2 separate regions of the Homo sapiens genome follow, and region 1 is linked to region 2. A link is an interaction called in ENCODE POLR2A ChIA-PET data of the cell type or tissue named here. Cell type or tissue: CD4-positive, alpha-beta T cell. All regions are shown on one strand.

Region 1 (8,000 bases), 83 kb after region 2:
CCTTCTGTCTCATTGAAATTTATTTCCTTTGACCAAGTCTAAGTAACCTGACATTAGTCTTATTAAAATTTCACTCATATAGATACCAAATCTAAAATTTTAGGGTAATTGGTGCAATGTGAGTACATCGTTAAAAAGAAATAAAATACTGAAATGCAGATGAACCTACCCTATACCATGGGTGTCCCTCAAACGTATTGCACTGCGTGAAAAAGCCAGACCAGACAAAAACACAACTGCAAATTGCATAAATCCTTTTTTCTTTTTTCTTTTTATTTTTAAGGCAGAGTCTCAATGTGTCACCCAGGCTGGAGTTCATAAATCCTTTTACATTAAAAGTCCAGGATAGGCAAATTTGTAGACACAGAAAGTAGATTAGTGGTTGCCAGGAGCTGGAGGTGGAGGAAGGAATTGACTATGCATAGGCACAAGTGATTTTTTAGGACAATGGGAATTTTCTCCAGTTGAATTTTGGTGGTGGGTGCACAACTCTATAAATTGTTAAAAGTCATTAAACATGTGAGTACTATGCTATATAAATTATACATCAATACAGCTGGTTAAAAAAAGAAAGAAAGAAATTGTTCTTGCCTTGGGAACAATGAGGGTCCTTGTCTTTCAGAGTGATTAATCTACATTTCTACATGTTTATCATCTTTCTCACCAGGAGACTGCAGGTCTTTTGCATGGCTTCCAGACTCCACCTTTTCAACTGAAATTTAGCTGCCCTTCAGAATACAGGATGAATTGCCTCTGAGCCCCACTCCTGTCTGAGCTGTTCATACCTGAGGTTTCAGCCAAGTACAGGGTGAAACTTCTGTTCTCTATGCCCTCTCTCCCTGACCAAGTCGGTTATCCTGCATCTTGGTGTGTAGGAGAAGCAGCATGTACCCAGCCACTGCTGTGTGCCAAACATAGCTACTTTGCAGAGGCCTTTTATTATTCCTAATAAAATCATGGAGAACGCATCTCATAATCCCACTTTTCAGTTGCAGAAAGTGACACGTAGAGAGGGAAGCCATTTTGATTCACGGTCACATAGACAATCAATGGCAGGTCCAGAATATGATCCCAGCCCTCTCCAGTTCCAAGAGCTCTCATGTTGATTGATTTGGTCTGCCCAGGTGGTGGTTCCTTATCCTCAAATGTACTCTGAGTATGTTATAAGTCCATCTTATCAATGATCATCTTAAAGATGCCAGGAGATAGGTGAAACTTGCTTTTGGCAACCACAGAGTGCTCAACTATGGGGCAAAGTTCAATAAATAGCTAGGCACAGTGGCTCATGCCTGTAATCCTAGCATTTGGGGAAGCCAAAAGGGGAGGACTGCTTGAGGACAGGAGTTTAAGACCAGCCTGAGAAACATAGTGATACTTCATCTCTGCAAAAATTTTTAAGGTCAGCCAGGCATGGTAATATGCACATGTGATCCCAGCTACTCAGGAGTTTAAAACAGTAGCATTGCTTGAGCCTGGAAAGTCAAGGCTGCAGTAAGCCATGATCATGTTACTGCACTCAGCCTGGCCAATATAGTTAGACCCTGTCTCAAAAAGAAAAAAAGAAAATAATAGAAAGAAAGTTCAGTAAATACATTGCAATGCCTTCCTCGTTTGAACTCTAATTACATTTTAACTAAAGCCAAGCAAAAATCTTGAAGAATTGTAGTACTAAAATGTCTGTACCTAACATATATCCTCAACATTTCATTTCTAACACACCAATGAAGCCAAATGCACTTTAACTACTACTGTATATATTTTTTCAAAATTCCACCAAAGTCCTTTTCTAAAAATAACATTTTCATTGCTCAAATTTAATGTAAGTCACTCTGAGAGGATAAACAGCATTCTGGTCTTAACAGAGACATGAAGAATCCAGATACAAGAATAGGGACATTGAGGGAGAAAGGCATGCACAATGTTTCTCAAAGCATTTAAAAAATGCTGGAGTGTTTTTCATAACAACTTAAGAGAAGACAATGAGAATGGAATCATATGTAGAAGAAGAACTCATAAGATTGTATTGAATTTCAAGAACGTCGATATTTAGAAGTACAGCAAATAAATTTCTATTTAAATAATCATACAAATTGTGTTATTTATATTAGACCTTCTCAGATAAGGGGATTTTGTATATGGGTACACATACACTTTATGCGGGACAATCAGCAATGTGTGGAGACATTATTTGTTTTCATAACTGGAGAGAAAAAGTGCTACCAGCATTGGGTAGGGACCAGGGACTCTTTCAAATATCCTACAATGCAGAAGGTTGTTCCCCCAACAAAACTATTCAGCCCCAAATGCCAAAAGTGACAAGATTGAAGATATCTGGTTTCTACTGAAGCCATGAAGAACTTCATGTGCTGCTAAAACAAAACCAAAAAAAAAAAAAAATTAGCCTTAGGCATGGTGATGATTTGGATTACATATATTTTTTAGTATCATTTCATATCACTCATTAGAATTCTGAAGACTCCCAGACAGGGCATGGTGGCTTGCACCTGTAATCCCAGCATTTCGGGAGGCTGAGGCAGGTGAATCATTTGAGGTCAGGAGTTCGAGACAAGCCTGTTCAACATGGAGAAACCACTTCTCTACTAAAAATACAAAAATTATCTGGGCATGGTGGTGAACACCTGTAATCCCAGCTATTCAGGAGGCTGAGGCAGGAGAATCACCTGAACCTGGGAGGTGGAAGTTGCAGTGGGCCAAGATCATGCCACCATACTCCAGCCTGGGCAACACAGTGAGATTCTGTCTTATAACAAAACAAACAAAAAAAGAATTCTACAGACTCCCATGTCATCAAACCAGAGCACCATTTCAACTCTTCTTTAAGGAAAATGCTTTTTTTTTTTTTTTTTGTAGAATAACTGCACTACCAAAGTATTGTCCAGCGATATCCCACTGGAAGATTCATAGTTGGAATTTGAACACAGACATTTTATCCATTTTTAACATTGCCCGTCACTGCATGTAGCACAGTGATATGCTGGATCATATAACTATTCAAACCAGCCTTTGCAGAAAAATGTACTCAAGATGAAATGAACAGATTTTTAAAAACTCTGTTACAAGGATGAGATATCTCTCATCAAGCAGCTTCATTTCAGAGTTACATTTGGCTGTGAGGTAGGAATTCATCTCTCTTTAGTATTATTGTTTAGAAACTGCTCAGCTTTGGATGTTTTGGTTTTCAGGCAGTTTCCCAGGCCTGATCATTGAATAAGTAGATTGATTGTGTGTCAAACAGAAGGACCTACAAATAAAGCTGCTCAAAGCTATTCTATTCATTAATTTTGTGCAGTCACAGCAGCAACAATTATATATTGATTTATTAGGAAAATTTGGCATTCCTATAGCTGCATTTCATTCTCAAACAGTCATGAGAGCCACTTACAGTTTACAAACAAAAAGCACTTTTTCTGTAAATGAAGTTCTTCTTATTTATCTATTAATCTTCACACAAAATGATATTTATAAAATCCTTCTGAAGGCTTGCTTTGGGGTTTTGAATGAAAGGAATCCACTGAAGGGAACCATATTTTTTCCTGCATCTCAGGATTTTATGATTCTGTGCAATCCTGGGTTTATTCTGCCTTTGGCCAAAGAAGGAATATGGTCCACATCCTCCATTCATAGGCATTACTTTAGCTTCATGCAGCACTAAAACTCACCACATTGGTGAGACAAGCAAGACTGAAGGTTGTCGTAACACTTGAGTTTGAGGTTTGGAAATCTTGCACCCACCCAAAACTACTCTTTTTTTTTTTTTTTCGGATGGAGTCTTGCTTTGCCACTGAGGCTGGAGTGCAGTGGGGCAATCTTGGCTCACTGCAACCTCTGCCTCCCGAGTTCAACTGATTCTCCTACCTCAGCCTCCCGAGTAGCTAGGATTACAAGTGCACACCACCATGCCAGGCTAATTTTTGTATTTTTAGTAGAGACAGGGTTTCACCATGTTTGCAAGGCTACCCCCAAACTCCTTACCTCAGATGATCTGCTTGCCTCAGCCTCCCAAAGTGCTGGACTTATAGCCATGAGCCACTGAACCCAGCCACTATCTCTTAAGAAGGAATTTGAATGTTAATGTGGTCTTTAATGGAGGATTCGGCAAGTGTGTTTGAGTTGTCATGGACTTTATAAATTAGTGTATTAGTCAGGATTCTCTAGCGGAACATAAATAATGGGATCTATATATGAAGTGGAATTTATAAAGTATTAACTTACCATAATCACAATGTTCCACAATAGGCTGTCTGCAAGCTCAGGAGCAAGAAAGCTAGTTTGAGTCCCAAAGAACTTGGATCCTCATGTTTGAGGGCAGGAAGCATCCAACATGGGAGAAAGAAATAGGCTGGAAACCTAGGCAGGTCTCTCCTTTTTACATTTTTCTGCCTGGTTTATATCCACTGGCAGCTGATTAGACTGTGCCCACCAGATTAAGGGTGGATGTTCCTTCCTCAGCCCACTGACTCAAATGTTAATCTCTTTTGGCAACACCCTCACAGACACACCCAGGATAGATGTATCCTTCAATCCAATCAAATTGACACCCAGTATTAACCATCACAATTAGGGTGGAGCATCTGAACATAAAGATGGAGATGTGTGTCATCTATTAGACATACTAGCTATGATTAAAAAGAGAATCATGTCCCCAAACTCATGGGAAATAAATTGGGGGGGAAGGGTGTTTGTTGCAGATTAGAACGCTGTTTCCTCTTGCCTTTCTTCTTATTCTCTCTTCTCCCTCCATCCTTTGTCCCTGTCCTGCAGGCTGTCTCTTCTTCCTCCACCCTGTCTCTTCCTCCTCCTTTCTCCCATGCGATGCGAATATCCAGGAAAAATTGGAAACTGCTGCTTTGTAAGTTAAGTTCTCTTTGTATAGGATGAGCACCTGCATGTGAACACACTACTTGTTTGCAACCACAGAATGACGCTTCAATTCCTTTCTTCTTTCCCACTTCCTGTGGATGTTTGTGTAACATTTAACCATTAATTATGTAATGTTTGTCAAGTGTTTGAAGCTCCCAGGGAAAAGGCACTAAATTAAAACATTATTATTAGTGTTTTCCACATTAAATTTCCATTGCAAAACACATCAAGAAATGAGGAGCGGCCATCTGTCACACAGCTTAAATGCTTACAATCTACAGGACTGCATTTACCTCAGAGTGGCAGTACTTTGTAAGCCATATACGGAAATAATTTGAAAAAATGAGTTGAACAGCTGCTGTGTCTTGTACTAATTTTAACACCTTGCTGGCAGTTTTTATTTTTAAAAACCTGAAAAGCAAATCACAGTTTGTGTTGCTCACTTCTAATAATAAACATATAAGCATGCATTGTGTTATACCATAAATCATTTCATTGGGAATGAACAAGGGCAGAGACGCATGACTGGCTTTTTAATCTCGGGGTCTCTGTCAAGGTCAGTTCTTGCCCAAGCTACAGCACAGCCTGGAGAATGACCAGGGAGGTGGTTTCCAGGCAGGGTTCAGTGAACAAGGGCATTGTGGCCCTGCCTAGTCTTCACCTGCGTTTTTCGTCAACACTGAGATTACCCTGTTTTTGATCCTGGCTAATCTAATAGGTGTAAAAAGCATCGTGTTTTTTAAAATTTTCTTTAATCTTGCAAATAATTGAATATCTTCTATGTATATTCACGTTAAAGAGAAAATATTCAATGATACTTGTGAAAGCAAAGTAAGGAAGAGTTTATTCAGGATTTTTGAGTTAGGTGTAGTGGCCGTAGCCATGGAAACCAGTGGTTTCCAATTCTTTCTGGAAATTTGCCTTGCCTGGGGGAAAGGAGGAGGAAGAGACAGGGTGGAGAACAGGGAGAAATGAAGGAGGGAGAAGAGAGAAGAAGGTGTAGAAAGACAGTATGGAGTCTTGCAGTCGGGGAGAAAGATTGGGATCAACTCTGAATACAGCATGGGCAAGTGGGAATTTATGGTCAAAGAGCAGGGGGAGGGTCAGCAGAAATTTGGACATTGGTTGGAAAATGGCTAAGAGTTTCAAAATATCAGGGATAATGGAGATTCTGGTTAAACCCATCTAACAGGATTCTAGCTGAAGAAAGGCGAGGGTGACCAGATATCACCTGGAGTGGGTGGAGGATGAGGAACTAACTGAGATATTGAGGTTGACCAGATACTAAGGGTTAGGAGTTCCTGCCAAGCTGACTTAGCAGGGTTCTGTGCTAAAACTGGATTTTACAGGGAAGTACACATGTGGGCCTTGGAGAAGGTTCGGAAGCCTGACTACAGTTTGGACAGACAGAGAATCTTTGTCATTCACCACAGATACTTTAGTTTCCTTAAACTTCCTGTTCATACTTTTGTCCATATTTGACTTGAGTTGCAATATTTTTCTTGTTTATTTGTAAAAGACCTTATTTTAGAGCAAAAAACACCTTAATTACACACATTGTTGTAAGTACTATTTTTCCCGACAAATGTTTATTTACCTTTTGGATTGCTAATGTGATGGTGACAGAGAGAGAGAGAGAGACAGAGAGAGAGAGACAGAGAGACTGAGACTTCACTCTTTGGAAGAAAACAACTTACAAAACATTTTCTTTTTGACTTTTGGGCTTAATATAGTGATTAAATAGCTTTTTCCAAGCCTCTCTCCCCTCCACAAAAAAAGTTATCAAACAATTTCTCATATTTTCATTTTTTAAATACATGTTTACATTACATTCAATTTTATTTTGGTGCAAATTTTAAGAAATGAATACCAGCTGGGTTGTTTTTCCAAATGGCTCTTTAGTTGCCCAAAAACCTGTTTTTGTTTTCAAATTATTCATGTTTCTAAAATATAATACTAACATCAACTGAATTTCCATGTCTATCTGGGCCATTTTGCTGACATTCTTCTCACTGTATGGATCTGTCTCTCAATTACTAGTCCAACACCAAATTATTTAGATATGGTATTTCAAATGCATGTCACTGCTGATTAGAGTATCCTCAGTAGTTGCATTTTCTTCCCTGAATGGCCTGGGATGGAAGCTACTAATTGCAAACCCTGAAACATGTTTTACACATAGGAGAAATTAAGTGCCAATGCCTTCACCAGAAAACCCATCAATATTTTTACAAAGCAAAGCTATTTTTTTTTAACTGAGATGGAATCTCACTCTGTCACCCAGGCTGGAGTGCAATGGCTCAGTCTCAGCTCACTGGAAGCTCCATCTCCTGGGTTCATGCCATTCTCCTGCCACAGCCTCCCAAGTAGCTGGGACTACAGGCACCCGCCACCATGCCCAGATAATTTTTTTTGTATTTTTAGTGGAGACGGGGTTTCACCGTGTTAGCCAGGATGGTCTCGATTAGACCTCATGATCTGCCTGCCTCGGCCTCCCAAAGTGCTGGGATTATAGGCATGAGCCACCGCACCTGGTTGCAAAGCCATTCTTATCACTGAAAAATTTTTGTAGCATTGAAGCTACATAACTCCAAGGGTGAATGGCCTAGAGCTTATATGTTACAAAATATCTTTATGGGTGCCTTATTTAAATGTACAATTGATAGTTTTCTATTAGGATCTTTGAACTTCATGTGTAAATGTGAAGACTAGAAGCCCACCATGACTTTCCTCCTAGATACAGTAGTAGATACAGAGTATGTGATATTGACTCCAAACACAGATATATGAAAAACCATGTGTCAGGACTTCCTTTGGCTGTTACAATATCCTTTGGCTGTGAGTCACAGAAAGCTCTCCCAGGGTAACTTAAATAGACCAGGGGTTTGTGATGGTTAGTTTTAGATATCAACTTGAGTGGATTGAGAGATACCCAGAGAGCTCTTCAAGCATGATTTTAGGGTGTTCTTGTCAGAGATTTTTTGGATGAAATTGGCATTTCAATCAATGGACTGAGTAAGGATCCACCATCATCCAGTGTGGGTAGGCACCATTCAATCACCTATAGGCCTGGGTAGAATAAAAGACAGAGAAAGGCAAATGTAACTACATTATCCTTC
Region 2 (8,000 bases):
AGTCTAAGAATCTTTTGGCTAGGAACCTAAGTTGAGTGGGGTGGCAATCCAAAGACCCTTGCTCATGGTGCCCCCAGCCTTATTCTTATGCAAATGGATATCACTATACTTATACAGGACCTGTCCCTCATAACCTATACCCTAGGCACTGTCTGGGACCTCAAAGGGCATGCCAGTGGCTGATAGAAGGTCTATGACATTTTTCCTTTTTTTGCCCTAAACTTACCTCAGATTGTAGAGTCTACTTTAATTACCAGCTTTCCTGTCTGGGATCAGTGATTAGAATTGTAGAACTTCTCCACCTCCATACTCAGGTCTCCCCAAATCTCTCTCTCCCGCTAGTAAGGTCTCTCCCTTTGGCCCAAAAGCAACCAGACAAAGAGATAGTCAAGGAACCGTAAGGTGCCAATGGCCCTCGATTGTGCCCCTCCAAGCCATGGGAGGAGGAGGAGACTTTGGCCTGGCATGAATACATGTACCCTTTTCCCTCTCAGACTTAAAACAGATCAAACTGGACATAGGAAAATTATCAGATAATCCTGATGGATATATAGACCTCTTAAAGGGATTAGGACAATCTTTTGATTTAGCATGGAGAGATATTATATTGTTGATAGGTCAAACATTAACTCCCAACTAAAGTGGCCCTGGAGTTTGGGGATCTCTGGTAGCTAAGCCAGGTAAATGATAAAATGACATCAGAAGAAAGGAAACAGTTCTCCACAGGGGCCAACAGGCGGTTCCCAGTGTGGATCCCCATTGGGACCTCAATTCGGAGCATGGAGGCTGGAGTCACAGGCATTTACGGTCTTGTATACTAGAGGGATTAAGAAAGACCAGAAAAAAGCCAATGAATTACTAATTGATGTCCACCATAATGCAGGGAAAGGAAGAAAACCCTATGGCATTTTTAGAGAGGCTAAGGGAGACATTAAGAAACTATACCTCCTTGTCACCTGACTCTATTGAAGGCCAACTAATTTTAAAGGATAAGTTCAGTCATTCAGTCAGCTGCAGACATTAGAATAAAACTTCAAAACCTGCCCTGGGCCCCAAGCAAAATTTAGAAACTCTATTGAATTTGGCCACTTCGGTGTTTTATAATAGGAACCAAGAGGAGCAGGCTGAACCAGGCTGAATGAGACAGACTAGACAAGAAAAAGGCCGCCATCTTAATCATGGCTCTCAGGCAGACAAACTTTGGTGGCTCTAAAAGAAAGAAAGGCTGGGCAGGCAACCCACCTAACAGGGCTGGTTGTCAGTGTGGCTTACAGGGGCACTTCAATAAGGACTGCCCAAACCAAAATAAGCCACCCCTCATCTATGTCCCTTGTGCCAGGGGGATCACTGGAAGGCACACTGCCCCTGAGGGCAAAGGTCCTCTGGGCCAGAGGCCACTAACCAGATGGTCTAACACAGGACTAAGGGTGCCTGCCAGCCCATGCCATCACCTGCACAGAGCCCCAGGTAAGCTTAACCATTGATGTCCAGGAAAATAACTTCCCCCTGGACACTGGTGTGGCCTTCTCAGTTTTACTCTTCTGTCCTGGACAACTACTGTCCAGGTATGTCACCATCAAAATGTTCCTAGGACAGCCAGTCACTAGGCATTTCTCCCACTCCCTAAGTTGTGACTGGGGAACCTTATTTTTCTCTCATGCATTTCTTATTATTCCTGAGAGCCCTACTCCTTTACTAGGGAGAGACCACTATATAGTTATATACTGCTAAAGCAGGGAGCATTATATATTGAATATAGGAGAAGGAATACCTGTTTGCTGCCCTCTACTCGAGGAGGGAGTTAATCCTGAAGTGTGAGCAGAGAAAGGACAATACAGATGAGCAAAAAACACTTATCCAGTTCAAGTTAAATTAAAGGATCCTACCTCCTTTCCTTATCGAAGGCTGTACTCCCTCAGACCAGAAGCCCAATACGGGTTACAAAAGATCGTCAAAGACCTAAAAGCACAAGGATTAGTCAGTCACTACCACTTGCTAAATTTATTTAATGTCACCATTGCTGAAATTCACAAGGCCTCCAGCCAAAATCCAACTGACTGCTGGATGTTCCTCCCCTTATGCTTTAAACTATTTGTCCCAGTTCCTGCTCCCAAACATTGGAAAGCCATGAACTGAGAACAAACACCACAGCCCTGGTGGGCCCTTTAGTCTCAAGTCTAGAAATAACACATACATCAAATCTCACCTGTGTAAAATTTAGCACAACCATTAATGCAGCCATCTTCCAGTGCAAAACATGGATTACCCTACCTCCACGACTCTCTTGCTTACCATCAGGGATCTTTTTTGTTTGTGGCTTCTCAGCTTACCACTGCTTAAATAGTTCCTCCAAAAGTCTATGCTTTCTCTCCTTTTTGGTGCCCCCCTATGACTGTCTATATGGATCAGGAATTACAGGATTTTCTTTTACCCAAACCCCGTTACAAATGGGCAGTAGTCTTGCCATTTATTATTGAGGCTGGGATAAAAGGAGGACTAGGAACTGGCATTGGTGGCATTACCACCACCACTCAATTCTAGTACAAATTATCACAGGAGTTAAATGATGACATGGAATGAGTTGCAGACTCACTGGTCACCTTATAAAGCCAGCCTAACCCTTTAGCAACAGTAGCCCTTCAAAATTGGAGGGCCTTAGATTTATTAATAGCCAAAAGAGGTGGAACCTGTGTTTTTCTAGGAGAAGAGTGCTGCTATGTCATTAATCAATCTAGACTTGTCACCAAGAAGTTTAGGGAGCTTTGAGACCAGATACACTGCCAGGCACAAGAGCTTCAAGACACAGGTCTTGGAGTATTGTCAACCAATAGATGCCCTGGTTTCTGCCCTTCTTGGGACCCTTGGTGGCTATTGTGATGTTGCCTATCTGTGGAGCCTGCATTTTTAACCTCCTTGTAAAATTTATCCTTTCAGAATAGAATCCATGAAACTGCGAATGGTTCTACAGATGGAGCCCCAAATGACCACCACTAGCACCTGCTATCGAGGACCCCTAGACTGAACCGCCAACCTGTTACTTCACCATGACACTGAAGACTCCCCTCCTGAGGAAAACTCAACTGCAGAGCCACTTCTATGCCCCAGTTCAGCAGTAAGTAGCTAGAACAGTTGTTGCCCAACTTCCCAACAGCACTTGGGCTTTCTTGTTGAGATGGAGAACTGAGAGACTAAGTGGCTAAGTTGTCTGGACTTCCTGGGTCAATAGGGACTTCCCCAAGGGCTTTCCCCTAAGCCAAAATGAGTCATAGCTGCAAGCTAAGGGATTGAAACTCTAACCAATTAAAGGGGACTTTCCTCTAAGCCACAATGAGTCATAGCTGCAAACTAACAGATTGAAACTTCAATCAATCATATAGGGAGTTTAAGCTGCAGCTGTAGCCTAGTGCTTTTAACCAATCAGGCCTGCCAACCTACAAGTGATAGAAAATAAGCTAATCCTACAGGACGGAAAAAGGAAAACGGGAAGATTCTTAAGGGGATACAAGCATAAGGCATCCAAGCCAGAAACAGCAACCCTTCTGGGCCCCCTTCCACTGCCTGGAAGCTTTACTTTTGCTTTTGTTTTACTTTCACTTTCGCTTTAATAAATCTTGCCACTGCACACTCTTCAGGTCCCTGCCTTTCTGTAATCAAGCTATAACACTCGCAGCTGTGATCCACAGCTTTGTTCCTTGAAGCCCGTGAGACCGTGAACCCTTCTATCCAGGAAAGACCTTCCATCAAGAGAAGACTTCTTGTCTCATTTCGATGTTATATATAAAGGCTTGAGCACTCTCAAGTTTTGAAACATGTGGGGGGGTCCAGAAATCAATCACCTCTGGATACTGAGGAACAACTACTGTCAATAAAACCAGGGTATGCTTAAGAAAAGATTGATTATCTAGTGCTACAATAATGCAGCACAGCAAACACCCTTTACCTTACCATGATGGCTTGAAATAAAATGCAGTTGTCTAACTTATGAGATGGATTATGGGTTGCACATTTAGGTTGTGTTCAGCCAAATGGTATTTTGGTTCCCTGTTGACTTCACTCCTATGGTTATCATCTGAGATAACTGCACCATAGGTCTCTTATCTTCCAGCAAGCTAGCTCAGGCATGAGCTAAAGATGGGGGCCAACTGCAGGAGCACAAGAAAAAGCACAAGAACTTTCAAAATCTCTGCCACTGTTGACACCCATTGTAACATTGCTAAACCAAGTAATGAGATGAACTCAAAATTTAGGGATCAACTATCCCCTACTTTCTGGTGAGAAAAGCTGTAATGTGGTCACATTGTGAAGGCCTGGTTTCATGACAGGCTGAGAAATCAGGGCACTAATGCTATCTCCCTTCCTCCAGGAACATCTGGATTTCATATCAAATCATCATTAGCAAAAGCAGGTCTGTGACAGCTATTCACACACTACAAGCTTTGTTTGGAGTAGATGCTTTTTGCTGTTTAATTCAACATAAGTGCATGCTACTCGAGGTGCAGTTCACATCTAATTCATCCTGGCAATTCCCTAGGGAGGCCATGATGTGCAAAACTGGAACTGTCCAAACACTATGCAGTTATTCTTTCATATTTAAAATGATCAACGCGTAACCCACACACAATATTGTCTGAGCAAAAATAGTATTTTCTTGTGCTAAGTCACAGAAATAAAAAGTCTAACCGGATAATTGCTTACACCACTGAATATTTAACATTTCATGAAATAAATCTTGATAAAAAGTTTTTAAGTGTATATATAAAGTCAAGAATGACTTTCTATCTTAACACATGTGTAAATCAGGATTCTTTCAATTGTAGAACACCAACACCATCATCATTAGACTAACTCTATTAAAGGTATTCATGGACAAACTGTGCAATATTAAATTTGCAAACTCCAACAAAAGCACTATGGGAATAAAGGATATGTTGAAAAAAAAGTGCAAGTGGTATAGCAATCATACAATATGTTTAGGTCTTCTAAGCTTGGTTCCCTTATCAAAATATTTCCCCAGAAATAATCACCCATTTGACACTAGACTGGCTTTCTATAACTCCAGCTTTCTCTAACTATTTTTAAGCATCTTTCTCTGTTGCCCAGGCTGGATTCCAGTGGTTGTATCACAGCTTACTACATCACTTCAGACTCCCAAAGTGCTGAGATTATAAACATGAGCTATCTATCATGCCCAGCCAAAATCAGATATAAAAAAATAACTTCTGCATGTTCTTTAATATAGCTGCTATATACACTTTTTATGAGACAAATCCCCCTAAAAAACTGGCTCTAGGAGACAATCTGTTTGTCCACTTGTTTGCTTTTATCATATATAAAAAAACATAATTTTGTGCTTTTTTTCTCTAAAAAGGACAAGGTAAATATTGACACATAATTGCATTTTCTTCATTACCCAAGTTTGTTTTTCATATATTATCTTTTATCAGCCTTTGCACTGATATATTTTGTAATTAAGTCTTCAGTTAATGTTTAGTAGGGGGATGTCAACTAAGTTATCTGTTGCTACCCCTGAGTCTAAGAATCTTTTGGCTAGGAACCTATACACTATACATAAAAATATAGTGGCTGATATGGTTTGACTGCGTTCCCACCCAAATCTCATTTTGAATTTAATTCCCATAATCCCCACCTGTCATGGGAGGGCCCATGTGGGAGATAATGGAATCACTGGGGCAGTTTCCCCATGCTATTTTCATAATAGTGAGTAAGTTCTCAAGAAATCTGATGGCTTTATAAGGGACTTCCCCCTTGGCTTGGCTCCTATTCTCCTTGTTGCTGCCATGTAAAGTAGGATGTGTTTGCTTCCCCTTCCACCATGATTGTAAGTTTCCTGAGGCCTCCTCAGCCATGCCGAACTACAAGTCAACCAAACCTCTTTCCTTTATTAATTACCAAGCCTTGGGTATGTTTTTATTAGCAATGTGAGAATGAACTAATACAGTGGCTTACACAAGAGTTGATTATTTAACACATGATACTTCAGTTTGCTAATTTGGGCAGAGCTCAGCTAGGATTGCTCATCTCTATTGCTTGTGGTATCTCTTGGCTCAGTAATGTGGATGGGGACTAACCTAGGAGAGATGGAACAGCTAAGATGGCTGCACCTCCGCTCCATATGGTCTCAATTTCTCCAGGAGGCCAGCTTAGCCATGTTCAGATATCAGTGTTTAAGCAGAGGAAGTGGAAGCTCCAGAGCTTCTTGAAGTCCAGACTCGGCACTTTAACATAATCAAATGTGGAGGGAAGCCCCAGTTTATAGGGCAAGAAAATAGGCTTTCCTTCTTAGAGAAAGAAACTAAAAAGAATCTGTGACCACCTTAATCTTCCACAGCTACAGATTAGGTATACTCATCACTGGATGAAAACCTTGGCACACACAAAAAATGGCATTGATTGTTTTAATGGAAAGCTCAATTTCCACTTAGGGAAATAAAAATCCAAATTTAGTCAGTGGCAACTCAAATATAAATGAAAATAATTCATGTATATTTTAAATGGATACAAGATGCATCAATTCAGGAAACATCAGAGATTTCATAGTGCAAATGAATTATACAGTGAAACAACTTAATTGCAATGTATTGACACATCTTATCCTTTCAAAATGCTTCAAAGAATGAATTGAATTATAGCCTTCCTGTAATTTTAAATGAGTTGATAACTTGTTTTCCCTTATATACTTTATATTTTGATTTAAAGCTAGACAGTTTTTAAAATAAATATGGAGATACGTGTGTATATGTGTGCTTGTATCCCCAAGTCATTTATAAAATAGAGCATAGCAGTACATAAGAAAACATCTAAAATTAAACAAATAACTATCTAATAACCATCTTTCTTTTTTCAGCAGCTATCTGCATAGAGAAAAAATAGCCAAGTCTAGATATGAATAGAACAAAATTTAAAATAAACAATTTTAGTCATCAGAATTTAAGGAGACAAGTGTATAGACAGTTTCTCATTAAGTATTCATTTCTGAAATTTTTTGAATTTCCCTGGAGGATAAATAGTAATTTGTCTCCCTCCATAATTTCAGATTTTCACAGTCATCTAAAAGATAAATAATATAGTTATGACAAAGGCAAAGTTTGAAAGCTGATATTTCTATCCCTCTCTTTTCATTATAATTCCCATTCTATTCTCTTCCGGAGATAATGGCAACTTTCAGTTGAAGCAATACCTATTCCTAGCAAAAGAAGGGCATCAGAATTTGAGCTCTTTGACAGCAGCACAAACAAAAACGTCATTCTCAAACAGCCTTGATAGAAGATGAAGTTCAGCAGTGAGCATGCAGTGCAAGAATGTGGATCTCTCTGTTATACCCCAAAGACTGGAAGAGAATCTTCTGCAAGCTAATTATAGGGCCACGGCCAGGAAGCAATCTGTGTAATCTCCCTATGATTCCCTACCTCTCTTTCTGAGCTGACACACCTAAGAATAGTTATTATGAAGTAAACCTCCTCTGTCCTTCTGGGGTGATGGGTTGTTTTGCCATGAACTCAGGGCTGCCATTTCCTTCATAAAAATCCCATTCATTGTGACAGCAGAGTTAGGATGCAATCCCAGGATGATTTTCCGGAGGATTTCAAGGGATGCACTCATAGCACACTTTCTTCCATGTGACTGATATAGAAAAATATTTAGTGGGTAACTTCTCATCAAGGAGTGAGGGGACCCTGTTAAGCAAAAACTCTCAAACCATGTTTTCCTTCTGCTTTCAAACCACAGCAAACAACAGAGAAGACTTCTCAAACAAAATGTAGAGTTCTCCCCATGCAAACTATCTTAGCCTGTTCTCACACTGCTAATAAAGACATACCTAAGACTGAGTAATTTATAAAAGCTTAACGGACCCACAGTCCCACGTGGCTGGGAAGGCCTCACAATTATGGCAGAGGACAAAGGAGGAGAAAGGCACATCTTACATGGAGGCAGGAAAAAGGGAGTGTGCAGGGGAACTTCCCTTTATAAAACTACCACAT

What was found. ChIA-PET counts read pairs that join two places held together with the same protein. Peaks named below come from ENCODE experiments on the same cell type or tissue, not always from the same donor. Only the 100,000 strongest peaks of a DNase experiment are listed, where the experiment ranks them.
Region 1: POLR2A ChIA-PET joins it to region 2 with 10 read pairs; 3 of 35 experiments call an interaction of 5 or more read pairs at or near these places.

The regions. Positions count from the first base shown.
Region 1 is chrY:14,253,636-14,261,635 of GRCh38, reverse strand. No RefSeq gene overlaps it. Among named protein-coding and RNA genes, the nearest start is that of VCY1B, 200 kb to the right of the region's middle. In CD4-positive, alpha-beta T cell, no CTCF peak of the experiment used is centred here; a DNase peak (open chromatin) is centred at 4,945.
Region 2 is chrY:14,336,223-14,344,222 of GRCh38, reverse strand. No RefSeq gene overlaps it. Among named protein-coding and RNA genes, the nearest start is that of NLGN4Y, 180 kb to the left of the region's middle. RefSeq lists an enhancer at 2,534-3,733. In CD4-positive, alpha-beta T cell, no CTCF peak of the experiment used is centred here; a DNase peak (open chromatin) is centred at 3,262; H3K4me3 peaks cover 724 bases; H3K27ac peaks cover 2,112 bases.